2 separate regions of the Homo sapiens genome follow, and region 1 is linked to region 2. Evidence: read pairs that join two places in POLR2A ChIA-PET (ENCODE). Cell type or tissue: HepG2. All regions are shown on one strand. Links, peaks and the distances in the headings refer to the core of each region. The heading gives the core; the rest is flanking DNA. Region 1 overlaps PROX1 (prospero homeobox 1). Region 2 has its middle 320 kb from the start of RPS6KC1.

The links. Peaks named below come from ENCODE experiments on the same cell type or tissue, not always from the same donor. Only the 100,000 strongest peaks of a DNase experiment are listed, where the experiment ranks them.
Region 1: POLR2A ChIA-PET joins it to region 2 with 11 read pairs; 2 of 35 experiments call an interaction of 5 or more read pairs at or near these places.

What each region holds. Positions count from the first base shown.
Region 1 is chr1:214,025,980-214,031,363 of GRCh38, forward strand. The region is part of intron 4 of PROX1 (prospero homeobox 1); the gene reads left to right. Among named protein-coding and RNA genes, the nearest start is that of PROX1, 41 kb to the left of the region's middle. RefSeq lists an enhancer at 3,999-4,894. In HepG2, for the core only: no CTCF peak of the experiment used is centred there; DNase peaks (open chromatin) are centred at 1,312, 1,722, 2,082 and 3,112.
Region 2 is chr1:213,369,256-213,374,639 of GRCh38, forward strand. It overlaps a transcript of RPS6KC1 not described here. Among named protein-coding and RNA genes, the nearest start is that of RPS6KC1, 320 kb to the left of the region's middle. RefSeq lists enhancers at 2,490-3,016, 3,017-3,541. In HepG2, for the core only: a CTCF peak has its summit at 5,236 (motif pointing right); DNase peaks (open chromatin) are centred at 3,116 and 5,246; H3K4me3 peaks cover 989 bases.

The sequences.
Region 1 (5,384 bases), core at 207-5,206, 660 kb after region 2:
TGGAATAGTCTTGGTCCAGCTCTTACCTGAACAGCCTACCAGATGAGCAATTTCTGCACAGTGCTTCCAGTTGTTTTTAAGATCTTAACAGTATCTGTGTAGTATCTCAGGGGGAGAGAATGAGGTATTAGGTTTTAGTTTTTGATGCTTTTTCCTTGATTTTGCTTGCATATTTGTTTGTTTGTTTAAACTTGGAATCACTTTTTAAGACCTATGCAGAGTTTGGGAGAGAAGGAAAATTTGCTTCATCGCGACCAATAATGTGACAATTATGTTTCCTAACACGTATAATACCAAGACCTCCATGTGTGAGCAAATAAACTAGCCACTTAAAGCACGTTCACTGACCAAATTTCAGCCCCACGAAATAATTTTGACAGTCTCTCATAGACATTTGTCATTCTGCTCCTAGCAAGCTAGTACTATCTTCTACTGGGGCTATGGAAGAGATGGTTTTACTTACCTTGATCTCTACATGCAGAATTGCCAATGGAATACTTACATAATTTAAAATGTATGCACAATTTATTAAACGTAGAATAGAAGATGTTAAGACATCCTTTTCTATTACCTGAAAGTCACAATTATTCGAAATGCTCAAATCTAGAACATTGTTGATAATTATATAATATTTTAACAACACATATGTTATCAACATCATAATGCTGTAGAAATTTTATTGTGAATTTTGTATTTTCTAAATACTCTTAAAAGACAAAGACTCAAATTCAGGTAGAAAAACAAAGAAGATACTCAGGGTGTATCTCTGCCCTTCATTCATTGCTGTGGTCAGAGAAGTCTGTGTGAGGGGTTTGGCCGGTAGCAGCCCCCCAGATCCGTACACTGCAGACCAAAATTCAGCTCCTGTGATGCTTTTCCATGGAGTTTCCCTGTCAATTCAAGGTAGATCCTCAACCTCCCTCCTTGGCAGTTTGCATGTGACTGTTCATTCTTTTTATTACATTTCCTCCAGGGGGCCATTTTCACCATGTCATATCTGTTTGCTATCAGCATTTATAAGGGCTGGTGTGGCATTGGAGGATGTCAAGTGGTCTGACTTGGAAGTGTACTGCCACAAACTCCATGTAGGTGACAGGAGGAGAGACCTGCTTTCCCGTTGCCACTTTTTGGATTATCCCTGCAACTCTTTCCGTCTGGCTGACAAAAACCTTGGGGCTATTGGGTGGCTCATCACTTCTGCTCCTTCTCTAGCCTTTCCCTGGGTTTGCTTCCCCCAACCCCCACACCCCCTCGCACATTAACATGACATTGCCTGGTGAGCACAGAAGAGAGCAGCTTCCACCAGCTGAAACCTCTGATCTCAAACTCACTAGAGAGTTTGGCTTCGGGATTTTGGCAAGAAGGCCGATTGCCCATCAGGTCAGCATGAATAAAGATTTCTTTCTTCCCTTCTTTTTTAAAGTCAAGCATCAACCGAAACTGCTCCCAAAGCTCTGTCTCTCAAGACAATTTAACCCCTTTCACCTAAGTACATTTTCTATTTTGAATGCATGGTACTTTGTTTTATTCTTTTCCTGTGAGATGACCAAGAAATCTACTATATGTAAAATTTGAAAGCCAAGTCAATTCTAAACCAGGCTTATCATTTTTAAAGTATGTTTATCCAGCTTTGTAGTAGGAACAAGCAGACTGTTTGAAGGCCACATACTTTTCAAACCCTGGTTGCAACACGTCTGCCCCGTTTTGAAACTGTCTTTATCTAGCCGAGAAAACGAAAATCTATTTGACAAAGTGGCACTCTGGCCAGTTTATCTTGCAATATGGCTTTAGCTCACTGAGTCTATTGATTTCCTTAAATTAATGTTTACAGAATGCTACTGAATTTTGCTCAACAGAACATTGTTCTTTCGAAGCTTTATATATATATATATATAAAAGAGATACAGACTGTTATTGCCATGTGTTCCTTTGTTTAGACCAAGGAAACATAGTTTTTAGGTTTTTTTTTTTCTTAAGACAGCCTTGAACTATAGCCACTTCCTACAAGCATTTACTTTTCACATATTTAAACAGCAAAACATGTAACTAGAAAGTGGGCCCAAACTGCATGGGTATTAGACGAATCTAATCCTCAGTGTTCCTGAAAGCTGAATGCCACCTGGAGCATCAGAGGGAGAAAGCCTTTAGTCCTAAGCCCAGATGTTGCTGGAGAACCTTCCTCTGCCTCATTTGGGGTAACTCGGCAGGCACCCGAAAGCAACTTCACAGCCAGTGCTCCTGGATCCTGCTAGTTTTTCCAAACACAAGCATCCTAATAAAATTCAAACACCATTTAGCTGTTTGGGAACTCTAAATATAACATCTTGCCCTTTGACCACGGTGCTCAGTGTTCAATACACAAAACCTAATCTCTAAAGATGATTTTAAAACTGACCTTCCCAGAGAAGTACACGTATCCATTCAGCTACGAACAGTGCAGAAAACAGGATTTTGACTCATAATTATGAAATGGCCAAAATAAAACTTAGGGAACACAAAGCAACTTTTCTCAACCGGTTGACTCAGCCAACAAACTCACCCAAGCGAACCTCCTCAGAGCACCTCTCAAAACGATGCTTTGCAGACATTTATTAATCACAGTGAATGCTTCCCAGGAATTAGGGCTCCTCTTTAAAATCTCAAACTTGTAAACCACCTTATATTTGGATGATATTTTATGCTTCCCAAAGTGCATTCATGTTTTCTTTTCCATTTGATCCTCCCCTGGAATGAGAGGGCACTGGAATAGAATCTCAGGATTCACTGTGTATAGCATCCTGCACCATTCCTTCTCTTCTGGAGGGCCTGTTAGTCCCCGGCTGTACACACAGGATAAATGCATGCATGACTGCAAAGGGAGACCCTTAGTAACCACATCTTGTGACCATATTTTACAGCTCCATGATTCCTCTTTTCAGCCTCTGGCAGGAGAGTTTAGTGTGAGTGAGACAGTGAAGAGGAGCAGCAATAACGTATCTGTTCTTGGCTTTTCATCTGATAATCTCTATGAGGAGTTACTAAAGCATCTGAGTTTATCCATTTAAGTCCACTCTGTCTGCAGTGTAAGTCCCCAGCTTGTGCCACTGCTGTCAGGAGATGAGTCTCTCCTTGATCGATATTTACTTAACAAACAGCAGGGATGGGAGAGTTTGTTTAGAGGAATCATGTGCACTCTAGGGTGAATGAATGCTCGGGAAAGTACTTCAACTATTTGTCTCCTTCCCTAAGATTTTTGTGTACGTGTGTGTGCACACACGTGTGCAGATGCCCATTCTCTTTTTAACTTCTCCAAAGACACTTCGAAGTCATCTAGAAAAATACCTCGCTATGTATGATTGGTACATCATTATACCGTTAAGGAGCTAATGATGCAGATGCAGTTTTTCTAACCCAGCAAAGTTTGGTTCTTCTTTTGTGCTCTTATATAGAGCACAAAAGAGACTCTTAGGATAAACTAAATGCACAAGCATCTACCTTTGACCCCTTTCAGATGAGTGGAAGGGAAGAAAATACGGATGGAAACAATAAAAGCAGTTTGACAAGGCAGCTCTTCACTATGTATTTTTGATGGCATTACCTATATATTTTTAAAGGCCCACAGGGACAAAAAGTAACTTTCTCCAATTTTTCAGAGCTGCTTCAGCATTAGATATATTTAACTCTACTACTGTATATGAATTCCACGGTGTGAAAATTGAGAGAGCACTGTTCTTTCGAGTTCCCTGAAACAATTGCTTGAAGGCTCAAGTCAGCCTCTTGAATGCAGTTGACTTGGAGGCATCTGGGGCTAGATCGAGGGGTTTTGTTTCTGGGTGTGGGGAGAGGCTGGGGGGTGGCTGGGGAGTTATTTATTTATTTGATTTTGTGAATCGGAGTTGTAAAAGCCATCTGAAATATTCATGCAGAATAGTCTGAGAAGCCCGTTTCTGTTTTATTTACCGCACAGTAGAACAGCCACAGCGGATTAGTTCTACAATACCCGTAACAAAAGCCCAACAGCTGATGCATGTGATGTTAGGAGGTGACAAAACAGTTAAAGTATGCTGCTGGCTACAGGCAAGCAGTCAGCAGATGCAGACAAAAGGGTTTGTGACAAGAATAACTCTCTCTCCAAGGCGAGCAGTGAAGAGTATCCAAAATACCAGTACCCTTTTCTCCTTGACATTGTCTTCTTACAGTCAGCATTTTATTGCCCTTTTATAGTATAAAAAAAAATGGAGGAGGAAGAAGAAGGAAAACCCACACACAAACTAATTCACCAAAATACTAGGCAGGATTGTACTTTCCCATTCGCTAGCCATGCCTGCCAGTACACGTGTCCTTTTCCATTTCTCCATCGAAGCAAGTTTGAAAAAAAAAATTAGCTTAAAAGATCAGCTATAAAGATGATTTCCCTTGAAAAGTTTGTAATCTATTGATAGGCTTGATAGGCCATTGGAGCCTTTGGTTACGGGTTGGGGGGTGGGTGGCCAGGGAAAGAAGTCGATGCCTGGTTTGTTTTCTGTCCATTTCAGTGAAGATCATTTCAGTGATGAAATGAGGCCAGAGGGCCAATTTTTAAAGGGGATTGAGGAGGGAGGAGTGTCCATGGAGAACTGAGCAAGGGGCAAGGTTTAGGTCCCCCGCAAGAGGCTGATGAATGAGCTTACGGACGGTTCAGAGGTGTGAAAAATGAGCTTCTCTGTCTCCAGAAAATAGGAGAGGCTGTCTTCTTTTTAACCTTTGTAATTCCCCTTCTATTCTCTGTGACATTCATTCAGCTGCCAAGAGCGTTTGGCAAGGTTTGGGCCAGCGAGCACACTTCCAGTGACCGCTAACCTTGGTATGTCCTGACACTTATGATGAGTATCTGCAGGACACAGAAGGCAGGCAGCCTGCTATGTCAGGCTTTTATTATGTACTGCAGAGGCTAGGGACAGTCAGTTTAATAAAACAAATCATCCTTGAAGGTAAAGCAACTGGGAAGAGGAGGAAGACAGGAGAAAAATGTGTCTTTGCCACTCATTCCGATGGAAAAAAAAAAGAACAGCAAAACAACCACCCACCCAACACACCGTGTGTGTGTGTGTGTGTGTGTGTGTGTGTGTGCGCGCGCGCGCATTCGCGCACGCACACACACGCGCAACCCAGCTGTGGACTGGGCAGACTTGAAAACCTCCTCTCATTTTCTGCATTTCATGGAAGCCCAGAAGGCTCTTGTTTGCTCTGAGGAGACTCAAGTCTGTGATGAAATTGGTAGAAGCTGATAGCCAACCCCCTTCAAATTTATGCATATCTTCAAGTACCTCATTACTTTATATTCTTCTCCAAATATCAAGGCAAGACCATCTGGGGTGACGTTCCTATATTGGGATGCCTTTTTATCAAAACAAAGTTTCCACTCT
Region 2 (5,384 bases), core at 295-5,294:
ACCTTGGCTTGTTTGGATCCTGACATTCTACCATTACATTGCTATTCCTTTAATTTTCAAAGGCATTTCAGATGTTGAAAGTCTCTTCCTAATGAGTTTCAAATACCTAGAGTAGGAGATGGACACAAGAATATTCTAGCCCCTGACAGCTACCAAAGACCCCTGGCCCTATGGGGCCAAAGTCCTGGGGGTGGGAAGGGCACTGAATGGGAATGGAAAGGATGTCACAGAGAAATGCAGCCAAGCTCGCAATTCCACTAAAGGCTGGTGCAGCCTAGCATGCCGGGATACTGGGATGTGTTTCTCAGTGAAACCCATTCTTTAGGGCTGAACCTGCGTGGTGTCAGTGAAGTGGAATTTGATCCATGTAGACAGCTGATCTGGACATTTTTGGCCTGGATTATTTGTTTGGCTGTCTCCACTGATCAAATTAACTGGATAATTGCCAAATATCTTCTCAGTTGTGCTCCCCTAGGCAGCTGGTGTGGCCAGCAGGATGGGGAGGGAACCTCCAAGGACAAGTCAGATTAGAGAATTAGCACATATTTTCGACCTGGTCGACCCAGGGAACTGTCCATTTAATCAGGGTGAGAATTGAGGGCCTGGGTTCGGGGGAAGTGAGAGCTTCAGCCCTCCTGGCTTTATAGGCAGGAAGATGCCACAGTGGTCCAGCCTGCAATTTTCCTCAAGAAACCCTCTAGGCCAGCGTGTAAGATGGTGCCAAATCTGTCTAGGAGAGCTGCCCTAATTCTGCTCTCACTCACTATGGTGCCTGTGTTGAGGACATAGGATGGTCTTATCTCGAAGCAATTGCAATGTAGGAAGATGAATTTCTAACCTCCAGGGCCAAGAAAAGCTCAAAAAGATGCTGTGCAAAAGACAGGGAAAGAGCTCTTCTTTCTCTTACCTCCTTCTCAGGGGTGGTGGGACCCCAGGCTCTTGCTTGTACTAAGACAGTTTGGACCTTACCTGCTTCTCTGTTATTTTATTTTATTTATTTTATTTTATTTTATTTTATTTTATTTTATTTTTTTTGCATGTATCTTGTCTCCACAACCAGGATACATCTTTAAGAACATGATTTTTTATGGGTCTCCTCAGCACCTGGTGGAATGTCTGGCACATAATTAGTGCTCAGTAAGCTGGCTGGCCAACTGCTTGATTCAATAAGATTTGTTGGGCACTTACAGGCTTGTGCACTTCGGGATGTATGAAATAGTCAAGCCTAAACTGAGAGCCCCCAGTTTCATGGGGCAACACATGACCACACTGCAGCATGGGAAGAGAGAGAATAGCTTTCAATGGAAGAGGTATGGGGGTATTAAATGGGGTTGGAGGCCAACATGCTCTTACTGAGCCAGAGCCCTGAGAGGGCCGAGGAAACAAGGGAAGTGTTATTAGTCCCATTCAATAGATGAGCAAACTGAGGTTCGAAGAGATGAAATGACTGACTTGCTCAAGGTCTTGCTGCTAGCGCGAGTTGGAGCCAGGATGTAAACTCAAGTTTGCTGACCCTCTTTGTAGAGAGACTCTACTCTAGATGGGCCCTCTTCTAATGCATTTCATCTTGGCCTTTGGGGTGGGGGACAGGGCAGTGGCATTGAGTACCAGAATGGGGCAGAGATGTCAAACTCGTGCCCCATGACCTGAAGCAGTCTGCAGATGGGTTTGTTAGATTCATACAGTGTGGTTATTTTTAATTGTAGTAAAATACACATAACATTGATCTCTTTAACTGTTTTTAAGTGCACCGTTCAATAGAGTTAAGTACATTCACAAGGTTGTGCAGCCAATCTCCAGAACTTTCCTTCTTGCACAACTGCAACTATACCCATTAAACAACAACTCCCCCTTGCTCCTTACCCCCAGCCCCTGTCAACTGTCCTTCTACCTGCTGGCCCTGTGAATTTGACCACTCTAGGTACCTCCCGTAGAGTAGGAGCCAGAGTATTTGTCTTTTTGTGTCTGGCTTATTTCACTTACTATGATGTCCTCAAGGCTCATCCTGTTGTTGCATGTCAAAATTTCCTTCCTTTTTAAGGCTGAATAATATTCCACTGTTATGTAGACACCACATTTTGTTGATCCGTTCATTTGTCAATGGGACTTTTTGGCAGCTTCCATCTTTTGGCTGCTGTGATGAACATGGGTGTGCAAATATCTGCTCGAGTCCCTGTTTTTAATTCTTTTGGGTGTATACCCAAAAGTGGAATTGCTGAATCATCTGATAACTGTATGTTGAATATTTTGAGAAATTGCCATGCTGTTTTCCATAGTGGCTGAGCCACTTTACGTTCCCACCAACAGTGCACAAGGATTCTAATTTCTCCACATCTTCTTGTTACTTTCTGGTTGTTGTTGTTTGGTTTTTGTTTTTAATAGTGGCTATCCTAGTGGTTGGCAAATATTTAAAAATGAAGATATTTTACATAATGATTCAGATCTCTGGCTTTCACTTTACAAAATAAGAAACCCTGCCACTTCTGCATAACATAAACCTGCTGGGCCAAGGCAGTGGCCTGCACTGAAATGGGGCACAGGCTTTCCGGTTAGCTGCCGAGCACACTGACCTCCTCCACTCCTGACCTCACCTCTCCAGGCATTTGAACTTGTGAGTCTGGGGGAGGGGGACCAGAATGCCCACTCCCTGCTCGCCATCATCCTGGAGGGTCTTCATGAACATACTCCAGTAGTCACAGGACTGGACAGGAGTCAGAAATCTTGAGCTGTCTGTCATTCCACCTCTGTGAGTTTGGGCAAATCACTTCACCTCTTCCTTACTGCAAAATGGAGTCCTGCCATCTTTGCTGTGCAGCTCCCAGGAATTCTGTTGTAATGGAGACAGGCAGCGGAAGTGGAAGCTCTTCATAAACTGTTGACTGAAAATAAAGGATAGGCTGCTTGTTGTGATGAATGAATGGGTGGGACCTGTGCAGGTGGGTGCTGCTGAGAGAGGGGTGTCTGCCTGCACCACTTGGGCCGCGGCCTCCAGCCCACCTTCTAACAGGGCACCTGAAAATGGTTGTTGACAAGCATAAGCTCAGCTTCTGGGCAAATGCCCCTAATGTTTGCCTTCAGATCTATTGAGAAACCACCTATCAGGCAGGAATGCAGGTGCAGGAGGCTCCCTGAGGCCTTTGTCAACAGGCCCTTTGGTCCTGCACATAGATAGGCCTGGCCTTACGGGATTGGGCATCTGCGTGTGGCCCATCCTGTCGAGGGGGAGCAGGCTGGGTGTCTGCCCGTCTACCCTAGCTTTTTTCTGTGTGAGTTCAGCAGCAATTGCCCTCTAACCATTTCTGTTGAACTCCCTCTCTTGGGAACTTCGCTTTGTCATTTAAAATAGTTTGGGAACTTCAGATTTAGCCCAGTGTCAGAGCAGTTTATTTGGTCTGTAGGCATTTTTGTTTTTAAAATTCATGACAAGTTCCGTGCAACATGTTTTATTATATTTTCACCACCTGTTCTACCTTGGGGGTGGTATTAAAATCTGGGACCATCCATCTATCGCTCTTTTTTTTTAAGTTTCCTTATTTGCCATTTATATGTGTCTTGCAAACACACACATGCACACACAATGTGAATTTAAATATAGAAGGATAGATATACAAATACATACATATTTAATATATATAAATAAATATCTGTATTCCCCTCTCTCCTCTTGTTGCTTGATTGGCTTTAAACTGTGGTTGTAATGTTGAAGGTGTATGTTTGACAAGCTAATTGTGGAGTTTTAAATGATAAATTTGTAAAACAAATAAATACTTAGAAAATCCTTTGCCAGTGTGAAGTGCTATCTCTGTGAACATTAATAGCGAAAAAATTATCACAATATCTAATCCTCTAACGAAAAAGCATTTGAAAACTTTACAGCTTCTTTCAGCTTCCACTGAGGTCAAAAAGGAGGGGTAGCATGCCCATTTTTACAGATGGAAAAATCAAGTCTTTACACAGATATTTAAGAAGGGTAGCTGGAGGGCCAGTGTTGGAATTGGGGGCCCATCCTTAAATCCTGACATCCATACAACTATCTGTTCATTTCTCTATGTTAATTAGGACAAGGGACCAGGACATATTTAGAGCACTACGTGCTATTTCCTTTCTCTAAAAATCCAAGTACGGCACGATGCATTTGGGTTTAATGATGTTCTTATTTCAGCCCTTGGATCCAGCTGTTCCTGAAGCCTACATTTTTCAGTTATGTATGTCAATAAACTACTTTTGGGTTTCTTTTACATGAAATAAAAAATAAAAAATCAGAACAAAACAACAAAAAAAGAAAACCCATCCATAAGTAACCTATGCTGCCAGAATTAAGGTTTACAACATATTATGTATTTGACAATTTAAAAAAATGGGAGGGGGCATATTATCATCTCCATTTCTTAACAGATATAAAACCAGATATCCATACAGAATATCCTATTGCTTATAAAAGCAGGCCAACAAGTATTTAGGGCTCAAAAGCAAGCTTCTCTTAGAAGAAATAAAAAAGTAGCCTATTGCACCTTCCCATAATATCATTGGAAAATATGTATCTGGATCTTTAACACGATGCCCTATCACATCCTCTTTGCTGATAATTTCAAGAAGGATCTGTTTGTGGCATTTAGACAGTGAATTTCCCTTTATCGCCACCGAAACCAGAAGCTTCCCAAGGGCAGTGAGGGAGACCTCTGTATCCTTTGAAGGCTCCTGCTTTTCTTGTTTCATAGAGAGGTAATCTGTAGTATTCCTGACTGGTAATATAGGGAATAAGAGTGGCATGTATAAGTAGAATTTGCAGAATAACATCCTGGAGCAAACATAAAGCCAGGATCTTGTAATGGTTAAGAGCATGGGCCTTGGTGTCATGTGAACCTAACTGAAGCAAGTTATTTGACCACCTCATGTATCAATTTCTCTATTTATAAATGCTAATACTATGGTTGATAGTAAATGCTCAATAAATGATAGTTATCCTATTATTTCACAAAAGTTCAATCAAATAAATCTGGATCAGTGAGATTCACAGTGTTCATTAGTATATTTAAAGAATTGAAGACGTCCTCCACTAAAGCAAACTGATAACTTTTATTTATCCCAGTGTTTTCAAATCTCACTTAACATACAATACTTTTCTCTTAGGCTATTTTTCTGCAGAACTAAGGTCCAATGGAACACACTTTGAGAAACCCCAGGGGTTGTACCCTGTAGTAATTGAGGGGGATTCATTAGGCCACCACTAGGGGGTGCGCCAGCCAAGTTTTCTGATTCTCGGTGAGAAAAGAGGGTTTGCTCTGGGCTTCCAAAGAATAGAGGTTTTGAAAGCTTCAGTGGAGAGGGAGGGCATGCCAGGAGAGACCAAAATTCCAAAATGGCAATGACTTTGAGAAGCAAGG